2 separate regions of the Homo sapiens genome follow, and region 2 is linked to region 1. The links are chromatin contacts, found by Hi-C or POLR2A ChIA-PET in ENCODE. All regions are on one chromosome and are shown on one strand. Each heading gives the region's core, a stretch centred on a gene start or an enhancer-like site at or near the end of the contact. The rest is flanking DNA. Distances are from core to core; before and after follow the strand shown. Region 1 overlaps DAB2 (DAB adaptor protein 2). Region 2 has its middle 18 kb from the start of LINC02104.

Evidence for each region. Hi-C counts contacts between places; a loop is a spot of excess contacts on that map. ChIA-PET counts read pairs that join two places held with the same protein, here RNA polymerase II (POLR2A). Pooled maps may share reads with other maps.
Region 2: a loop to region 1 is called in a pooled map, with 1.9 times the contacts of the local background. The contact joins two enhancer-like sites. A Hi-C loop is called at or near these places in 1 of 50 pooled maps. POLR2A ChIA-PET finds 5 or more read pairs at or near these places in 4 of 52 experiments (AG04449, AG04450, MCF 10A and 1 more).

What each region holds. Positions count from the first base shown.
Region 1 is chr5:39,395,650-39,402,052 of GRCh38, reverse strand. The region is part of intron 1 of DAB2 (DAB adaptor protein 2); the gene reads left to right. Among named protein-coding and RNA genes, the nearest start is that of DAB2, 26 kb to the left of the region's middle. Within about 2 kb of position 2,397, at least 11 of the 41 ENCODE cell types and tissues checked have a DNase peak (open chromatin) inside an H3K27ac peak, as active enhancers do.
Region 2 is chr5:39,498,774-39,505,176 of GRCh38, reverse strand. No RefSeq gene overlaps it. Among named protein-coding and RNA genes, the nearest start is that of LINC02104, 18 kb to the left of the region's middle. Within about 2 kb of position 3,601, at least 8 of the 41 ENCODE cell types and tissues checked have a DNase peak (open chromatin) inside an H3K27ac peak, as active enhancers do.

The DNA of each region.
Region 1 (6,403 bases), core at 1,148-3,647:
TCTTGTCTGCCACCATGTAAGACGTGCCTTTCACCTTCCACCACGATTGTGAGGCCTCCCCAGCTACGTGGAACTGTGAGTCCGTTAAACCTCTTTTTCTTTATAAATTACCGAGTCTCAAAAATACAAAAAATTAGCCAGGCATGATGGCAGGCGCCTGTAGTCCCAGCTACTTGGGAGGCTGAGGCAGGGGAATGGCGTGAACCCGGCAGGCGGAGCTTGCAGTGAGCCGAGATCGCACCACTGCACTCCAGCCTGGGCGACAGAGCAAGACTCCGTCTCAAAAATAAATAAATAAATAAATAAATAAATAAATAAATAACCCAGTCTCAGGTATGTCTTTAACAGCAGTGTGAGAACAGACTAATACAGCTACCATTTGTTAAGCACTTTCTAAGCCAGGTGCAGCTGTCGCTATGTAAGTTCTTACTGATTTTTTTTCTAATAGCTCAGCAAACTATATTCTCATTTTACCAATGAAGAAATGAACATTAGATAAATTGTCTCAAGCCACAGAGCCAGGAAATGATGAATCCTGGGTGGGTGGGACTCACAAGCCTGAGCTATTAGCTGCTATGCTATCCCACCTCTACCCAAAGTTAACTGTTTGATAGAATCTTAACTCTGGTCTGACTTGGTTCCAAAAACAGGGAAAGCATCTTGGTTCAAGATTTACTAAGTCCTCTAAGTCCTGCCATATCATTTTCAAAGATTAAAGGCAATGATACCTCCTCGCTGTAAATGCATAACTTGTGGATAGCTCATTGACTCGGGCTTGTTTTGTTAGTGAGGCCCCTACAGTAGTGTCAGCATTTACAAGAAAATCTTCTAAGGACTCCTTTTCAGTATGCATTAGCATAGTCTCATTCCTCAGTGAAACAGGCTGTAAAAATCTTACTGTCTGCTCAGTTTGGTCTTTGCAGAGCAGAAGAGCCTTCCTAAAAGCATAAGAATCCAAAAAAGCAGTTAAAGGAAGGATTTGCATAAAGTATCAGAAACAGTCTAACTTTGCTACAGCATCGCTGGTAATGACCCCTATTCTTAAAGAGCTACTTTGAAGATAGCAGTGAAGGCTGTTTGCTGCCCTCTTGGACCCCGAGGTCTGTCTTAGAGGTTAATATTTCACATGTTGTCCTAATTCCGCACTTTAGCTGAGGCAGGCAGAAAGTTCAAAGAAACAAGGAAGCACATTCTCTGTCCAGTACAAAGTACTGGACATTCTAAACAAATATGTTTATGTTGCTTTCTTCTTGAGTCTCCTTAATTCCTTTCCCTGTGTCTATTATATGTGGCTTCTTGCTAAAAATTAATGGTGTGTTAATGTCAGTGGGATGATGACTTTTTGAAAGTAGCTTATAAAATCCAGGTTAAAATCAGTGGGATTCAAGAAAAGACAAGAGAGACAGTATATATAAGAGAAGAGAAAACACAGACTATGCTCACTTTGAGCCCAATGGCTTATGGCGGATTGATTTTCTGTTGCTGTGTCCATTTCATTATTCATAAAATAGAGACACATTCAGCCGGATGCGGTGGCTCACACCTATAATCCCAGCACTCTGGGAGGCCGAGGCAGGACCTGAGGGAGGTCAGGAGCTCGAGACCAGCCTGGCCAACATGGTGAAACCCTGTCTCTACTAAAAATACAAAAACTTAGCCAGGCATGGTGGTGGGTGGCTGTAATCCCAGCTACTCGGGAGGCTGAGGAAGGAGAATGGCTTGAACCTGGGAGGCAGAGGTTGCAGTAAGCCGAGATTGCGCCACTGCACTCCAGCCTGGGCAACAAGAGTGAAACTCTATCTCAAGAAAAAAAAAAAAAGAGAGACACATTCTGTTTCATAGGCCTTTCGGAATAAGTGTTCTTAGTGGTTGGTATACTAGGTGTTTGTCCCATTCCCCTTAATGTTAAAAATAAATTCCCTACCATCTGTTGAATGGGGCTACCACTAAGTCCTTAACTCAAGTTATTCCTTTTACCAGCATTTTGAGACTGGCAAAGCACTTTTCCTGCCTGCTCTGTATAATTAGGGTAAGAAGGTAGGCTTGGGAGTCACAGGGGAGGATGGTTGACACTTGTATTATGATATTGCTTCAAAACCTTGGAATCATTAAGTAGTACCATTGCTGATGCCAACACATTCCTACTGGTAGAAAGGATAAGGATATATAAGAAGTGCCAACCAACTTTACCCCTATAAAGCCTAGACTAATCATTGTCCACCATGCTGGCAATTGAAGGATTCAAAACACTAGACATTTTATATGAATCACTAAGGACTAAGCAACAGCTGATTTTTATTATTGCAAAGCCCATAGTCATTCTAAGATGACTCATGCAGTCTTCCAGAATAAATTTCTCAGAGCCTTCTCAGAAACCAGGAGAGATGTTGCAAGCTCCAGAATCTCTTGCAGTCATCTGATGCTAGTCCCACAGAAGGGGGAAGTCTCTGCATTCTTTCAGGGAGATTTGCATTAAGTCCAAAATCCAAGTTAGAGATCTTCACTTAAATGGAAGCTAATTTTATTCATATAGCAGAGTTTCCTTTACAGCTTTCTGTTCTATCTGAGGCCTTAAAAAGGAGTCAGGACTATAAGATAACTTTAGATCTTCCTTTGTTTTTACATGTGTCATCTTACTTCTCTTTTCAATCTTCTAATGAAGGAAACAGCCAGTCCCTGAGAACCAGGATAACAAACTAGCTATTTTTAGATGGGGAACTGTGCTTGTGAGCCTTTTTATATGTTTTTGAGCTTTCATTTGTAATCCTTGCCTTGTGATAACACCCCTTGGGTGTATTTCCTGACTAATTTTGCACTTTTTGAACTGAAGGGACCTGAGACTACACCCAACGAGTGAGAAAATTGTATACTTCCTCCTTGTGCTGCACTCACTTGCTTCCCTTTGTAAGAAATTTTTACCATCCTAGAGCTTTCAAACAGACCCCATTGCTTAACATAAGCTAGACACTTTCTTCAACAGAGCCCCAGTTTGGAAAGGTAATCAAAGGAATTAACTAGGGGACTTTTGGTCCTCAGATCCCTTTTCTAGGCCCAATCCCTTTTTTAAATTCAACTCATTAAAAACCCTGCTAAAAGTTTTATGGATGCAAGTGACAATATTCAAATGCATTACATTTGAATATTGACTATTAAGTTTAAACCAATTATTCTCTACAGATGGATCTAAGTCTGTAAGTGAGCTGCCTTCTACCCACTGCATGTTAAATGATAACTTGCCTATTTGACAAGTCTATGATGGGGACGTGCTCTTTAAACCTTGGGAGAAATGTGAATTATCACTCTGGTGTATGCATAACTGGATGTACACTTTTGTTAAAATCTTGCAATAAGTCTTGAACATTTTTTTTGTAAAGGGGTTTGTAGTCTTGGGGCCTGTAAGCAGAGTCTACCTTCTGATCATTTCAGGAAGTAGAGATAGATATATTTTCAATTGTATGGCCTACAATGGAGACTTACCCTTGGCTATTGCAACTCAACATACACATCCATTTTCTTCAGGGAATTTATATTACAGAAACTTTTCCTCCTTATTTTTTTCTTCCTTGTCCCTTGGAATTGCTCATACCCAAATGGCGAAAGGATATAGTCAAAGGAAATCAATTACCTTTAAAGCAATTCCAATGCTATGAAAAGCTGTATTTAAATATCTGAACAGAGAAATTTTTGCTATAAAAACTTACAGCAAGGTAATGCCACTCACCTTAGAATCCTTCCATTTGGCCCAGTCTGCCAACGCTAGATTCGATACCTGGTCTTCAGCTACGTCTTGTGTTACTTTTATGACTAAACCCAGATGCCACCGTTCCCTCCCCCAAAACCCCTCAAAGTGCTTTGTGGCACTTCTCAAATTCTTTTAAAATAGTCTCATGTAAGAATACAAATTGCCAAATTTAATGAGCTAAGTCTTTTCATGTCAGAAATAATACCTTGCAGTGAAGTATGATATCCGGCTTCAAAGATGGGCAACAGACTCTTAAGCCCAGGTCACTTTTTCAGCCAGTGATTCTAACCCAGTTCTGGGCCATCTTGCTGCTGCTATCAACACATGCATTGATGAACTCAACATAATACTGACCTAAGCAAGACAGATCTGAAGGTATAGTCACACACACTTCAATTGCCTCCCATGAAGAAAATAGAATGTATTCTGTTTTGGAATATATTGTTGCAGTTCTTGTTCTGGGCCTAGAAAGTTAAAAGTAGATATCGAAGTATATAAATATAGCCTTGAAAGCCAAAATAATATGGTTTTTAAAAGCATATAAGGATTAATATTCAAGTGAAACACTTGAATCTGCCACATTTAGGGTACCCTTAAAGAATAGTTTTTTGATCTGGAAAATCAAAACAGATTAGCCTTACCATTGTGTCAGTTGGAGTTCAGTCCACACCAGTTATTTTAAAAGATTTTAATGTTAAGCATTAATTCCCACTCGAATACTAACCAGGCCTGACCCTGCTTAGCTTCCAAAATCAGGCTTGTTCATGGTTGTATGGCCGCAGATATTAAGTGTTAACTAGGTATAAGTTGTTAGCTAGAAAACTGAGAGAGTAAGAAGAGAAGATCAAGTCATCACTGGGTAAGTAAACTACAGAAAGCAGCTACCACCTCTAGGGCTGAGGGGACAAAGTTAAGACATTGGAACCATCAAAGTTTATAAAGCTTGCAGGAGGGGGTCTCATGGTGCTGATACTGAGGCCTCTGAGAAGGGAGTACTGCTTAGCTAGTACTGGAGTCCCTGTGCTCTGAGGGCCTGGGACCTGTTGGCCTGGAGAGAGTATGCCAGAGGGCTGATGCTGATGTCTCCAGGACAGGCATGATGAGACTAGTTCTGCAAGTGTTAAAACTGGATTCAGGGGCTGTTTTAGGAAGAAACTCTTGCTGCTGGAGTGAAGAAGTTCTACTAGAGTCACACTCCCAGGAGTCTCAAGTCATAAGGAAGTCCATGTGGAGCAAGCAGACATGTCCGAGTCCCTTCACCAGCTTGGCAGTTTCCCTCCAGCGCACCTTACTGGCAGAGCCAACATGCAGCCAGCAGGCAAAGCAGGAATGTTTGCACAGTCTAGCTCTGGCTTCACTAACCGGAGATAGAGGTGGTTCTGAAGCTGAGACAACTTAAATGGCACAGATCACCCCTCCAGCTACTCAGCATCCACATACACCCTTCCACACCTTTCAACTTTTCCTCTGACAGCCACACAAGTGTTTCCATCTAAAAAGGTGCAACTGTCTTTCATTCAGAGAAAGATGTTCTCACCCTCTCCCCAAACTGGGAAGCTGCAAAGACCCCATAGGCATCACATTCATTTCTGGAAAACGGTTACTGTCTTTGGGCTACATTAACCACCCCTAGACTTCAGTTGCAGTCCCATCTGAATAATTCACTGCCTAAAGACAAAATTGTACATTTAACTTCAAAAATACTTGCATTAAAAGAGAAGATAGAGAGATAAGAAAATAGGTAATACATACCAGTGTATACACATAACAAGCAAGGAAGAAAATACGCATAGCTACAACTGCCCTCATTACCATCTGCATGAATGCCATCTATATCCCAGACATTGAGAAATGAGTCTCCTACATTCAAGGAGATTATAGTCCAGTGTGTGGGCAGACAAGCAAATAGACTTGTGTGTAAACCATGCAATGGACATGTGTATTTCAAGAGGACTACGTGAAGCTGTGCTGGAATACAGCTTCTCAGCTGAGATTTGTCACTGCAGTGTTGAGGAACTCTGGTTTGGGGCCAGACAGTCTGGGTTACAAACCTGGTTCTACCACTTAGCAGGTATGTCGTTTTAAATATCTTTGCCTTCACTTTGGGAGGCTGAGTCAGGCGGATCACAAGGTCAGGAGCTTGAGACCAGCCTGACCAACATGGTGAAACTCCGTCTCTACTGAAAATACAAAACTTAGCCGGGCGTAGTGCCCCTCACCTGTAATCCCAATCCCAGCTACTCAGGAAGCCGAGGCAGGAGAATCGCTTGAACCCGGGAGGTGGAGGTTGCAGTGGGCCGAAATCGTGCCACTGCACTCCAGCCTGGGCGACACAGCAAGACTCCGTCTCAAAAAAAAAAAAAAAAAAAAAAAGAATATCTGTGTCTTAGCCTTCCCTCTGGAAAATGAAATATGATACAGTAATACTCACAGGACTACTATGAATCTTTTAAAGTTATACAATTAAAAGGTTAATAGTGCCTGGTTCCCACCTAAGTCCTGAGTTAAGAATGGCTTTGAGTCTCCTACTGTGTAAGACTTTCATCTGTAAACAGACTGTCTCCCTGGTTGCCAACCAGCCAGGTGTCTTTGAGCAAAATTAACTACTAAATCTCCAAATGAAGCAATTCAGATAACATTACTCATACATAGATTGCATGA
Region 2 (6,403 bases), core at 2,352-4,851, 100 kb before region 1:
GAAGGTGGAGAGTGCTAACCTGTATATAGGACAGGTCTCAAAAAGCAAAATGGCAACATAAACAGCTCAAAGCACAGATTTGAAGTTTCCAGGGTCAGCAGTGCTAGCCATGGGAGTCTGATCAGGTAGCTAAGGCATGGTAACAGGATTCTAGGCTGAGTGGTTTTCATCGGGTGAGCTACAATCAGTACAGTGATTCTGATTGGTCTCTCTAGCTTAAAGCTCAATTCCTGGGAATAACTGGGAAATGCAGGTAGGAAGTTTCCAGTGTAAGAAAAACAGTTTGATTAAAAACTAGGCAATTGGCCAGGTGTGGTGGATCATGCCTGTAATCACAGCACTTTGGGAGGATCACTTGAGATTAGGAGTTTGAGACCAGCCTGGGCAACATGGCAAAACCCAGTTTCTACAAAAAATACAAAAATTAGCTGGGTGTGGTGGCATACACCTGTAGTCCCAGCTACTTGGGAGGCTGAGGTGGGAGGATTGCTTGAGCCAGGGAAGCAGAGGTTGCAGTAAGCTGAGATCGCACCACTACACTCCAGCCTGGGTGACAGAGTGAGACTGTCTCAAATTTTTAAAAATTGAAAACAAAAACAGGCAATAACCTTGCTATAGGTTGAATTGCTTCCCTCTTCAAAAAAAAAGTTTATATATTGAGGTCCAATCCTGTAGAGCCTCAGACAGTGGCTTTATTTGGAAACACAGTTATTGTAGATATAATTAATTAAAATAAGAACATACTCATACTGGAAGACGGTGGGCCCCTAATCCAATATAACTGATCTCCTCATGAAAAGGGAAAAACTGGACATAGACATGCCCACAGGGAGAACACCTTATAAAGATAAAGGAGTAAATCAGGGTAACTAACAGGAGCCAAGAAACATCAAAGATTGCCAGCAACACACCAGAAGCTAGAGAGAGACATGGAACATATTTCTCCCTCAGCCCTGAGTAGAAGCCAACCCTGTAGACACTTAGATCTCAGACTTCCAGTTTGCAAAACTGTGAAACAATACATTTCTGTTATTTAAACCACCAGATTGGTGATACATTGTTAGGACAACCCTAGGAAACAAATGCAAACCCCAGTTAAACTGGCAAAGCTCCAGAGAACTGGGATAAAAGATGGAGACAGCAAGGCAGAAAGATAGTCATGGGGACAAAGAAAATGGGGCAGAAGTAAGGAAGGGATGGCTGCAACTCAGCCAAGTCATCTCAGTCCCACCTTGCAAATCCTGGATACTGGAAATAGAGCAAGCCTGATCTCACACACTACCAGCTAGTGGCCCCAACCTTCTCCTCTACTAAATACTTGGCCAAACTAATTCAAGGCCTAAGGAGGCTGAGAACATAGGCTGGAACCCCTTTTGGCTGTAGGGAAAGGTAGCAACCAACCTGTTGGTATCTTATGGAGAAGGCTGAATCAGAGGCTGTTGCCAGCCAATGTCAAGTTTGCATTTCTTTTCTTAACACCTTCTTGCAAACCCCAGTCCACCCCAAGATTTCAATGATAATTTCTAACATTCTCTATGTTCTTAAAAGAGATTTGATTTTTGATCTGAGTATGCCTGCCAGTAACCTAGACTTCCCAAACATCTCTCTTGCAAACCCCACCCCCAATTTTTGTTTATAATATTTCAAATTCTTTTGCCTCTTGAATTTAGTTCTTTATATACCTATCACTAGCCTGGACTACTTGATTAGCTATGTGGTTCCTTACATGGCTCTACCCTCCCATCTCTAGATTAGTGTCCTTCTCTTTGGCCTCCTGTAGCTGACTAGCCACACCCAAGACACTATTTCTGCTAAGTTCTGTCTCATGAGAGAGGACACCTCCCAAGCAGGGAGCCCACAGACAGATTGGGAAATCATATGAGCCAAAACAGCTGCTGTTGGAGAGTTCCATAACTCTAACGTGCTACAAGTACAAAAATTACTAGCCATCTAGAAGCATACAATTTTAAAGTAGAAAAGCACTTCAAAAATTTATTTAATACAACTCTTATTTTATAGGTAGAGAAACAGATCTTCAATTTCATCATAAGCACCGAGCTGGTAATTTGAAGAGCAAGCCTATTGGTGCTGCAGTTTCCACTTTTCGTGGTAGAACTTTGCAGTACGTTCAGGGCAGCCGGTTTGATAGAGAGGAATCAACAAGGGTGGCTTTCACAGCAAAAGGAGAGTAAATGACTACTCTCGGCACAGATATGGGGCAGGCGTTAGCTCTAGAGAGTGCTTGCTACTCTCTAGTCTTGCACAAGACTTGCCCAAAGGGGGCTGAGGGAAGCAGGAGAAACACCATGGAGTCCCAGGGCAGCCAAGGTGACTGCTCTCAGACACACAGTGAGCCGGTGTTCAGGGGCTCATAGAAGTAGCTTGTGACATGGGTAAGGTGATAGGAGAAAAGGCTTTAAAAAGGAGTTGAAAGTCTTATTTCCACTGAATTGAGACCACATTAGGGAATTAATGTAGCGATTGTTCTCAGACTACTGTGTAGGAGACCCAGAGAGCCATTCCCAAAGGTCCTGATTTAGGGCCTTCAGCATAGGGACTCAGGAACATATATTTTTAACAAGTCCCACCTAACTCCATGATTCACACCAAAATTAGCGATCCATCACTGCATGTGAATACAAAAATGACCCAGTTTATATCCCAGGCTTTTGTAGCCTGTGTGTGACTATGTATTTGCTCTGGGGTCAGGATACAGCGAAGTGGGAGAAGGTGATATAATTTTTAAAATAAGAGCTTAAATTTGTAAAATTTAAATGTAAAAGAAACATGAAAAGCATTGTTATTTATCACTTATAGTAACACCAGTGTGTAATTTTGCTAAAACATTGGCATATAAAATTATGATTCAGTCAAAGAGTTTGAAGAAGGGTCTTAAACTGCCAGTGACAGGGAGCAAGGAAAAAGCACAATGAATGACTTTCATTTCCTTGCTACCACGTGTGGAGCAAACGCAGCTCAGTAATCTGATGGACTTCCTGTAATCCCAGATACTGACAGTGCCCAGCCTGTCAGCACCTGAGCCCCTTAAACAGCTTTATCAGCAGAGTTTCCAAGTAGAATAAAAAGGCAAATTGTCCATGGCTGCCTAGAACTGAAACTAGATATGCCGACCTAGGGCAAGAGCAAACCTAACCATGCCCAAGACACACACACACACACACACACACACACACACACACACGAAACACATGTTAATTTTTTAAAAACTATCAGAATGTAGGAGTCGCATGGTTACTACTTGTGCAAACAGGTGGCACTTAGTCATTCTTCACAGCTGATGGATTTTTTTTCCCTTTAGCCTTTTGAGCTACATTAAAAATAAAATAAAATAAAAGAGCAATCACAGGGTCTGCACTGAAATGAGAGGGACAATGAACTGGAACCATCCACATTCCCGCATTTGCCCCTTCTGCCCTGCTTGTAGAAATGCATATATTTTTCAAAAAGCAGGAAAAAGTTTGAAACCCTGTGAAAATTTTATAAATTGTTCCTGTGAATCACTCTAGAGTCATCCAAAAGGAGGCCTCCGCATCCCATTCCAGTAAATGTTATTCCAGTTCACGGCTGTGCTTGCTGGCTGCGGAGAGCTCGCTGGGAATGACTTGGCCCTTTGGGTAATGGCCTTTCCCTGCCTGCTGGAAAGAATCCAGCTTGACTTTAAGAACTAATATCATCTTTTGCATTTCAGTTGTTGGTTTTTATTAACCAAATGTGTCTGCTGAAGATATCTTGACTTAAATACTAAAATGTCCATTTGAATCTGTTTCTGTATCTTAGTAATCATTTTTTTCAAAATATTTTCATCCATGGGTAGGTATTGAATGCCCACCTTGCTCTCAGCACTGCACAAACATTATATGGAAATAAGCATTCTGTTGCAATTATAAGACTTATATGCAGCTGACAACTTTTGCTTCTTTGAAGATTAAATATATGATTAAGTGTAAAATTAAGTAGACATTCAAATTCCAAAAGATTTACCATTTTTTATAGTTTATTAGACACATGAGGTGTCACTGTGTCACAAATCATCCAAAGTGAGGATGTTAAGCCCAGCTGTAAAAATAAGCTTTGGTTCACATGCCCAGAGCTTCAAATAATACTGGATTCTATGAAGAAATATTAGGCAGTAAGCCTAACATGTATACCATGTAAGTAATTCCACACTTTTTTTTAAACTCACGGTTTTTAATCTAAATCTGTAATCATGGTGGTACTGTAAATACCTTTGTTGCTTCTCAGTGTATACTCAGATTAGGAATGTTCTCATTTCATGTCTATGGATGACTCCCTGGTGATACCAGTAGTGGGAGAGGGTGTTTTTAAGGAGTAAAGTCATTGTTACTAAGTACATTTGAGTGAGACTAATGATAACTTTGCTGATGTGATGAAAATTTCTTTACTAATTTTTTTTAAATGTGCTGGGCCGGATTAACACAAGTTAAATATAAACTGCTCATGGCATAGACTTTCCCATGCCTCTCCCTGACTTAGCCACTGTATATCTGCCTGTTATTTCAGGACTACTTAAAAGCAGGATTAGACTGCTTAAAAGACAGAATAAGATTTGCAAGAAATGTACTGGGAGAGAAAGCAGGAGAAGACAAGGAGATATTTAAGATGGTAATGTCAGTCTGACACCAGTGGAAGGAGAGAGGGAAAGAAGAAGGATTTGGTAGAAGAGTCTCAGATGGCAGCATAATTCCAAGTAAGGTTTGGCCAGGCAATGGGAACTATCTGGGACTGTTGGAAAGTCCCATGTCTCACAGAAATTAGCCCTCATTAATTTCCTCCATCCCCACCCCACACTGTGCTCAGTCATTGGCTAGGAGTAGTTCTTGGGAGGCATGACCCCGGCACAAATACAATGATGGATCCGGAAGGACAGCCCCTGAAGCTGTCAGTCAGTTGGGTTCCCTACAACAGGTGACATAAGGAATCCATCTTACTGATCACCACTCTCTCAGTATAAACATTATTACAACCAAAGTATATGGAATACATGTATTCATTCATTTATTCAACGTATCTTTATAGAGCCTCTGCTCTGTGTCAGCTACCATGATCAGTACTAAGACTCTATGGGAAATAAGGTCTTTGTCCTCATGGAATATACTGTATAATTAATTCTTTTGAAAAATACTGCCTTAGGTGGGACACAGTGGCTCATGCCTGTAATCCCATCACTTTGGGAGGCCAAAGCAGGCAGATCTCTTGAGCCGAGGAGTCCAAGACCAGCCTGGGCAACATAGTGAGACCCCAACTCTACAAAAAGTACAAAAATTGGCCAGGGGTATGGTGGTATATACCTTTAGTCCCAGCCACTTGGGAGGCTGAGGTGGGAGAATCACTTGAGGCTGGGGAGGTTGAGGCTGCAGTGAGCCATTATCACACCATTGTACTCCATCCTGGGTGACAGAATGAGACCCTGTCTCAAAAGAAAGAAAGCGAGAAAGAAAGAAAGAAAGAAAGAGAGAGAGAGAGAGAGAGAGAAAGAAAGAGAGAGAGAGAAAGAAAGAGAGAGAGAAAGAAAGAAAGAAAGAAAGAAAGAAAGAAAGAAAGAAAGAAAGAAAGAAAGAAAGAAAGAAAGAAAGAAAGAAAGAAAGAGACTGCCTGAGAATTTGAGGATTGAGGATCTCTTAGGCTAAAGACATGCTGCTCAATTCTTTTTGTTTTCTTTTCTTTTTTTAAGAGCCAGGGTCTTGCTCTGTCTCCCAGGCTGAAGTGCAGTTGCATGATCATAGGTCACTGCAGCCTCCAAGTCCCGGGCTCAAGCAATCCTTCTGCCTCAGCTTCTTGACTAGCTTGGACCACAGGCATGTGCCACCATGCCTGGCTGTTTTTTTAATTTTTTGTAAAGATGGGAATCTCACTATGTCACCCAGTCTGGTCTCAAACTCCTGAACTCAAGCCGTCCTCCTGCCCCAGCCACCCAATTGTTGGGATTATAGACATGAGCCACCACACCCAACCCTGCCCACTTCTAATGGTTAAGAAAATGACTATTTTTAGCTCTTAATCTATAGTGTCTACTTTGGAGTTAAGTTTGTTTCATTTACTTGTTAGAATCTGCACAGAAATTCATTACAATCATAGAAAATAATCCTGCCTGTGCTCTACTCTTACATTTTTAAATTTTAATACATTGGGCTGAACAATTTATACACAGTATACGTCAGTGTTTCTTAAATATGTTTGTTCTCACAATCATTACAAATCCTGTGTTTTGTGGATTTTCTCTCTAATGGTTGAATGTGTTAGACAGAATGGGGATTGACAGAGATATGTAGACATGGGCGATTACAAGAGGGATGAAAAAAAAAAATTCTCGTTTTTTTCCCCAACTCATATTCTTTTCCTACCTCAATAGATGTTCATTCCC